Linked DNA regions of Homo sapiens: region 2 is linked to region 1. Evidence: read pairs that join two places in POLR2A ChIA-PET (ENCODE). Cell type or tissue: A673. All regions are shown on one strand. Each heading gives the region's core, and the rest is flanking DNA. Links, peaks and the distances in the headings are about the cores only.

The links. ChIA-PET counts read pairs that join two places held together with the same protein. Peaks named below come from ENCODE experiments on the same cell type or tissue, not always from the same donor. Only the 100,000 strongest peaks of a DNase experiment are listed, where the experiment ranks them.
Region 2: POLR2A ChIA-PET joins it to region 1 with 10 read pairs; 5 of 35 experiments call an interaction of 5 or more read pairs at or near these places.

What each region holds. Positions count from the first base shown.
Region 1 is chr3:136,928,990-136,931,806 of GRCh38, reverse strand. All of the region lies in intron 2 of NCK1 (NCK adaptor protein 1), which reads right to left. Among named protein-coding and RNA genes, the nearest start is that of IL20RB, 28 kb to the left of the region's middle. RefSeq lists a silencer at 1,233-1,433. In A673, for the core only: no CTCF peak of the experiment used is centred there; DNase peaks (open chromatin) are centred at 1,346 and 1,626; H3K4me3 peaks cover 1,220 bases; H3K27ac peaks cover 1,985 bases.
Region 2 is chr3:136,793,835-136,796,651 of GRCh38, reverse strand. No RefSeq gene overlaps it. Among named protein-coding and RNA genes, the nearest start is that of SLC35G2, 24 kb to the left of the region's middle. In A673, for the core only: no CTCF peak of the experiment used is centred there; no DNase peak of the experiment used is centred there.

The sequences.
Region 1 (2,817 bases), core at 294-2,793:
GCTTTATGGTCAACATCACTTATGACTAAATCTAGATATGAAATCCACTGTATTATTAATAACAATCATCATATACCTCTCCACCAGAATGTAAGATTTGCTAGAGTTAGTATTAGTTTTTCACCCTATGATTTCTGCCTGGCTTGGAGTAGGCTCTCAATAAGAATGTGTTGATAAACAAATGAATGAGCAAATAAGTAAGTTCTTCAAAGGTAAAACTTACCCAAAAAATGAAAAATGCAAAGATCTGAAATTTTAGTAACTCCCCAAAAAGTAAACAGAAGAGACATATTCCAGAGGGAGTCACTAAAGCTAACAAATGAGTCTTCACATTACAATTACAACATTCTTTTTCAACAAAGTGCTTATTCCTTTTCTCTTTTGCCCTTTTCTCTGGAATCTCTTGTCAGGTTACTCTTTGTTTCCTTAGGCTTGTTGTGCATAAGAGACTTCTATAATAATTCCTCTGTTCATTTTTCTAGAAACACCAAGCAAATGTTCAAGGAGATCAAATTAAGTTCACTATAAGATCATAAGGAGGCCACTAGCAGAATCAGCAGAATTAGGCTCTTATAAATTATTATTAGTTTTACTTCATGACCCAAACTCAATAACAGTCAAGAATTCACTATTTTCCTCTTGGTTGTATAGCTGTTCTCATAACTCATATCAAAATATCAAATCTCACATTAATCAAAACATCAATTTCTAGCAATACTACATTAATTAAATAAAAATATTCTCTTTACTAGTGTTTTTATTAAAGATTATCTTTACACTGTTCCGCTAAAAAAAAAGTAAGCAAAAAGTAGTTAAAAAAAAAAAAGTTAATTCCAAAGTTGAGGATGAAGAAATTTGTTCACCTAATCCTTTTTATCTAATGTTTTTAATGTTTACAATTTATTTAATTCACTTCAAATGTCTGTGCTAAGTTGAAAATTACTGAATTAGAACTGCATCAAACTCAAACCATTTATATCCTTTCTCTACTTGTTAAACATTCATGCTAAAACATTTTAAAATTATTTTACTTACCAAGTCGAAACTACAATTTTTGGATATATCACCAATCATTTGGTTTATATTACATACACATAATGTAGTAGCTTACATAAACCCACCAAATAAGAGTTTTCCTTTAAATTTACAAAAGCAGAAAATCTAATTCACAACTTCAAGAAAACAGTGGATTTAATAAACAGATTAACTTACTGAAAAAATCTTTAAAGACGTTTAACCAATCCATTTTGAGTAAAAATTCTGTGTTCTGTCAGTTTGTTAACACAGCTCAGGATAATTCTCAGTGAGCTTCCTCGTCTGTTCTGCAACACTGAAACTTCCCACACCCAATCCATGTGACCTGGCCCACACCCAGGCAATAGAAAATTTTTCTGAGGCTTCTCTTTCCAAAACTTTTTTTTCCTCTAAATTATAACACAGCCTGTATAACAAGTAAATAATCATGGCCAAAAATATGACCTTATTATTCAGACTTATTTTGGAAGATGCTTTAAAGCATATATATTTTTTATAGTTAAAATATATTCATGAATTAATCCTTTTGTTTTCCCCTTTTCCTTCTCAACTTTCAAACAATGTCTCCACCAGCACAACCATTGCGAAACAAATCCATTAATTACACCGGATATTTAAGTTACCAAAAAGGGATACAGAAATTATGAGAAAAGGGAAAAGTTTATCTAATGTAAAAGCTGGACTTATATCTCTTTACAGGTTAACTACAGATCACTAACTCAAAACAATGTTTCCAAGCACCCTGGAATAAAGGTAGCAATAACTGTAATACAGTAATAAAGTTAACAGAGATTTCCTAAGACTTAAATAGAGATAAAATCTTGATAAAACTGTCTCAATAACATCAGAATACTGTAGTACGGAATGCATCCTGGAGTATTAACAAATAAAAATTATATTTAAATGGGATTTTAGATTTACATACAGTAATACCTAATACTGGACTACTTCCCCCCTTTGCTCTATGATAATAGTTTTTTCACTATATTTTGTTAATTACTGTCACATTCACTCTAATCCCAAGATACCAGTGTCCTCTTAAAATGGAACAAAAAAGTCTAACTGGGTATGTCTTAGTACCCTGTGCACGTATCACTATGAGGCATACTTTCTTGACAGAAATTACCTTAATTTCTCCCAATATCTCTAATCATCATGCTTTAAATAAATTCCAGTATTTACAAAACCAGTATTGCTGATTCTAACCCTGGTCTCTTCTGCTACTGAAGGAAAATCTCTTTCTGATTTGTCTTCCATTGAAAAACTAAAAATAATGGTCTTAATCACAAAACCCAAAAGTATTTAAAAAGTTACCTCAGCAGTTAAACATCACATTATATCTACTTAATTACCTTTAGAACACTGGAAATATTTTTATCTCAGAAACTGATAATCCACTACTTTATATCTTACTCCAAATTGTACTATATTTTAGTTTTTGCAGTTTTACAATGGTTAAAAACATTAAATATTTGTATTTTATTGATAATTAGAAGAACATTCTAGAATAACAATAATGTTGAATAAGAATAAAAACTAAGCTGGGTATGGTAGTAAGCATCTGTAGTCCCAGCTACTCAGGAAGCTGAGGTGGGAGGGTTGCTTGAGCCCAGGAGTTCAAGTTTGGCCTGGACAACAGAGCAAGACTCCATCTCTACAAAACCATAAAAAATAAATAAATAAAAACTAATGTAAAGTAGTGAGTCAACAGTATTTCATATTTGTCAGTCATGCTATATTGCTCCCAAACTGTCTGCACAAGGAGAAATTGTACTTTTCTTC
Region 2 (2,817 bases), core at 145-2,644, 140 kb after region 1:
GGAGGTTGCAGTGACCCGAGATCACACCGTTGCACACCATTGCACTCCAGCCTGGGCCACAGAGCAAGACTCTATCTCCAAAAAATAATAATAATGATAATAATGTTGATGGGGAGGATATCAAATATTGAATTGCTTTGTTATTTAGATTCCACTGGATTTATTTAAAAGTTATATAATGACTTAATTTTAAAATGTCTATTTTTTTTTTTTTTTTGAGACGGAGTCTCGCTGTCGCCCAGGCTGGAGTGCAGTGGCGCGATCTCGGCTCACTGCAGGCTCCCCGCCCTGGGGTTCATGCCATTCTCCTGCCTCAGACTCCCGAGTAGCTGGGACTACAGGCGCCCGCCACCTCGCCCGGCTAATGTTTTGTATTTTTAGTAGAGACGGGGTTTCACCGTGTTAGCCAGGATGGTCTTGATCTCCTGACCTTGTGATCCGCCCGCCTCGGCCTCCCAAAGTGCTGGGATTACAGGCGTGAGCCACCGCGCCCGGCCAAATGTCTGTATTTTTAAAGTGCCAGAAACTATATAGTTTGCAATGATTAAACTTATGATAAAAATGTTAAATGTCAACTTAAAAAATGCAAGGAGATACGTAGTTTTCAAATTATTTTAGAGAATATGTGAGTCAAAATGTTTGATGACCACTGATTTAAGATTCTATAAGCCAAGCCCTTTTATTATTGTTTTACTTTTTTTGTTTTCTTTTTTTGAGACAGGGTCTCACTCTGTCATCCATGCTGGAGTGCAGCAGTGTGATTTCAGCTCACTGCAACCTCCACCTCCCAGGTTAAAGTGATTCTCCTGCCTCAGCCTCCCGAGTAGCTGGGACTACAGGAATGCACCACCAGACCTGGCTAATTTTTGTATTTTTTGTAGAGAGAGGGTTTCCTATGTTACTCAGGCTGGTCTCAAACTCCTGAGCTCAAGCGATCTGCCTGCCTTGGCCTCCCAAAGTGCTGAGATTATAAGTATGAGCCACTGCCCACAGCCCCAAGCCCATTTTCATTTTGTTTTCTTTTGTTTTTAATTTAACCAAGACTCAAAAAGACCATCATCACCAGAAAAGAGCTCTTGGTCCTGGTGACAGCTCCTTAATATTGAACCAGGCTCATAAAGCTCTATCCAGGAATTTCAAATTCCATTAGTTTAACATCTGGCCAGTCACCTCCCTTTCCCCTCACTTTCTACTCTACATCACTCCTCAACTCTAAACTAGAGCCATGAGGGAGTCTTGCAACTTCCCAAAAGCCCCCTAACATTTCACACCTCTCGGCCTTTGCTCAAGCTGCTCTCTCTCTGCCTGGCATGAACTTTACCTCTCACTACCCTCATTTCCTCTTCTCCAGGCAAAAGGGAATTTCTCCCAGAAATTGTCACTCATAACTGTTTTGTTTGTTTGTTTGTTTGTTTTGAGACCGAGTCTCACTCTGTTGCCCAGGCTGGAGTGCAGTGGCACGATCTCAGCTCACTGCAGCCTCTGCCTCCCGGGTTCAAGCAATTCTCCTGCCTCAGCCTCCCAAGTAGCTGGGATTACAGGCGTGCACCACCACACCCGACTGATTTTTTGTATTTTTAGTAGAGACAGGGTCTCACCAGGTTGGCCAGCCTGGTCTCGAACTCCTGACTTCAGGTGATCCACCCATTTCAGCCTCCCAAAGTGCTGGGATTACAGGCATAAACCACCTTGCTGGAACATAACTGGTTCTCAATTGAGGGTGACTAACCATCCCAGTTTTTCTAGGACTAAGAGGTTTCATTAGTATGGGGGACTTTCTGTGCTAAAACCTGGATAGTCCCAGGTCGATCAGGATGGTTGGTTACCCTACTATTGTATGTTCAACCTACTCAAAGTTACACCTAGGGGAGTGGAACCAGCTTTAGGGTATTATATCTTCTCCCAACTGACAGGTCTGTGGAAGACAATACTCTTCCATATCCCAAGAGCACTTTCTTAGGCTAATATAGTTCAAATGCTTTAGGCATTTAAGTTACAGTATTCCTGATTACGAGCTCACACTTCAAACAGCAGTTATTTTGTGTTCTTAAAAGAAACACTCTCTTCTAATTAATTGAACTCATGTTTGCATATTCAATTCCTGCCAGTGCATGCCTTACAGCATCACTTAAAAATAATTTGTCTCTGTGCATGTGGGGCTCCTAGACTCCTAAAAATAACTTTGAGAGAAACAGTGTACATTTCCTGTGAATGTATGTATATGTATTTGGGGAAGTGGGAGATGGAAGGTTGAATTTTTTTTTTTTTTTTTTTTTTTTTTTTTGAGACAGAGTCTCGCTCTGTTGCCAGGCTGGAGTCCAGTGGCATCATTTCAGCTCACTGCAACCTCCACCTTCCGGGTTCTAGCAATTCTCCTGCCTCAGCCTCCTGAGTAGCTGGGACTACAGGCAGGCGCCACAACACCCAGCTAATTTTTGTATTTTTAGTAGAGACAGGGTTTTACCATGTTGGCCAGGATGATCTCGATCTCTTGACCTTGTGATCTGCCCGCCTCAGCCTCCCAAAGTGCTGGGATTACAGGCGTGAGCCATCACGCCCAGCTGGAAAGTTGATTCTAATAACCCTTAGGAGTGTTTCCAGAATTTTCCCAGGGCAGAATGTGGTCAGAAGCAGAGAAGCTATGGAGACATGTTACCTGACTAAACTTGAGTATCCAATCTGTTCAATTGGTACAATTCAATAAAATAGATGTCACTATTTTACTGGATTATTGAAAAGATTAAAAAAGGCAGTGTAGCAACTTGGTGAGGAACACAGATTCTGGAGCCAAGCACCCTGGGTTTGAATTTGGTCTCT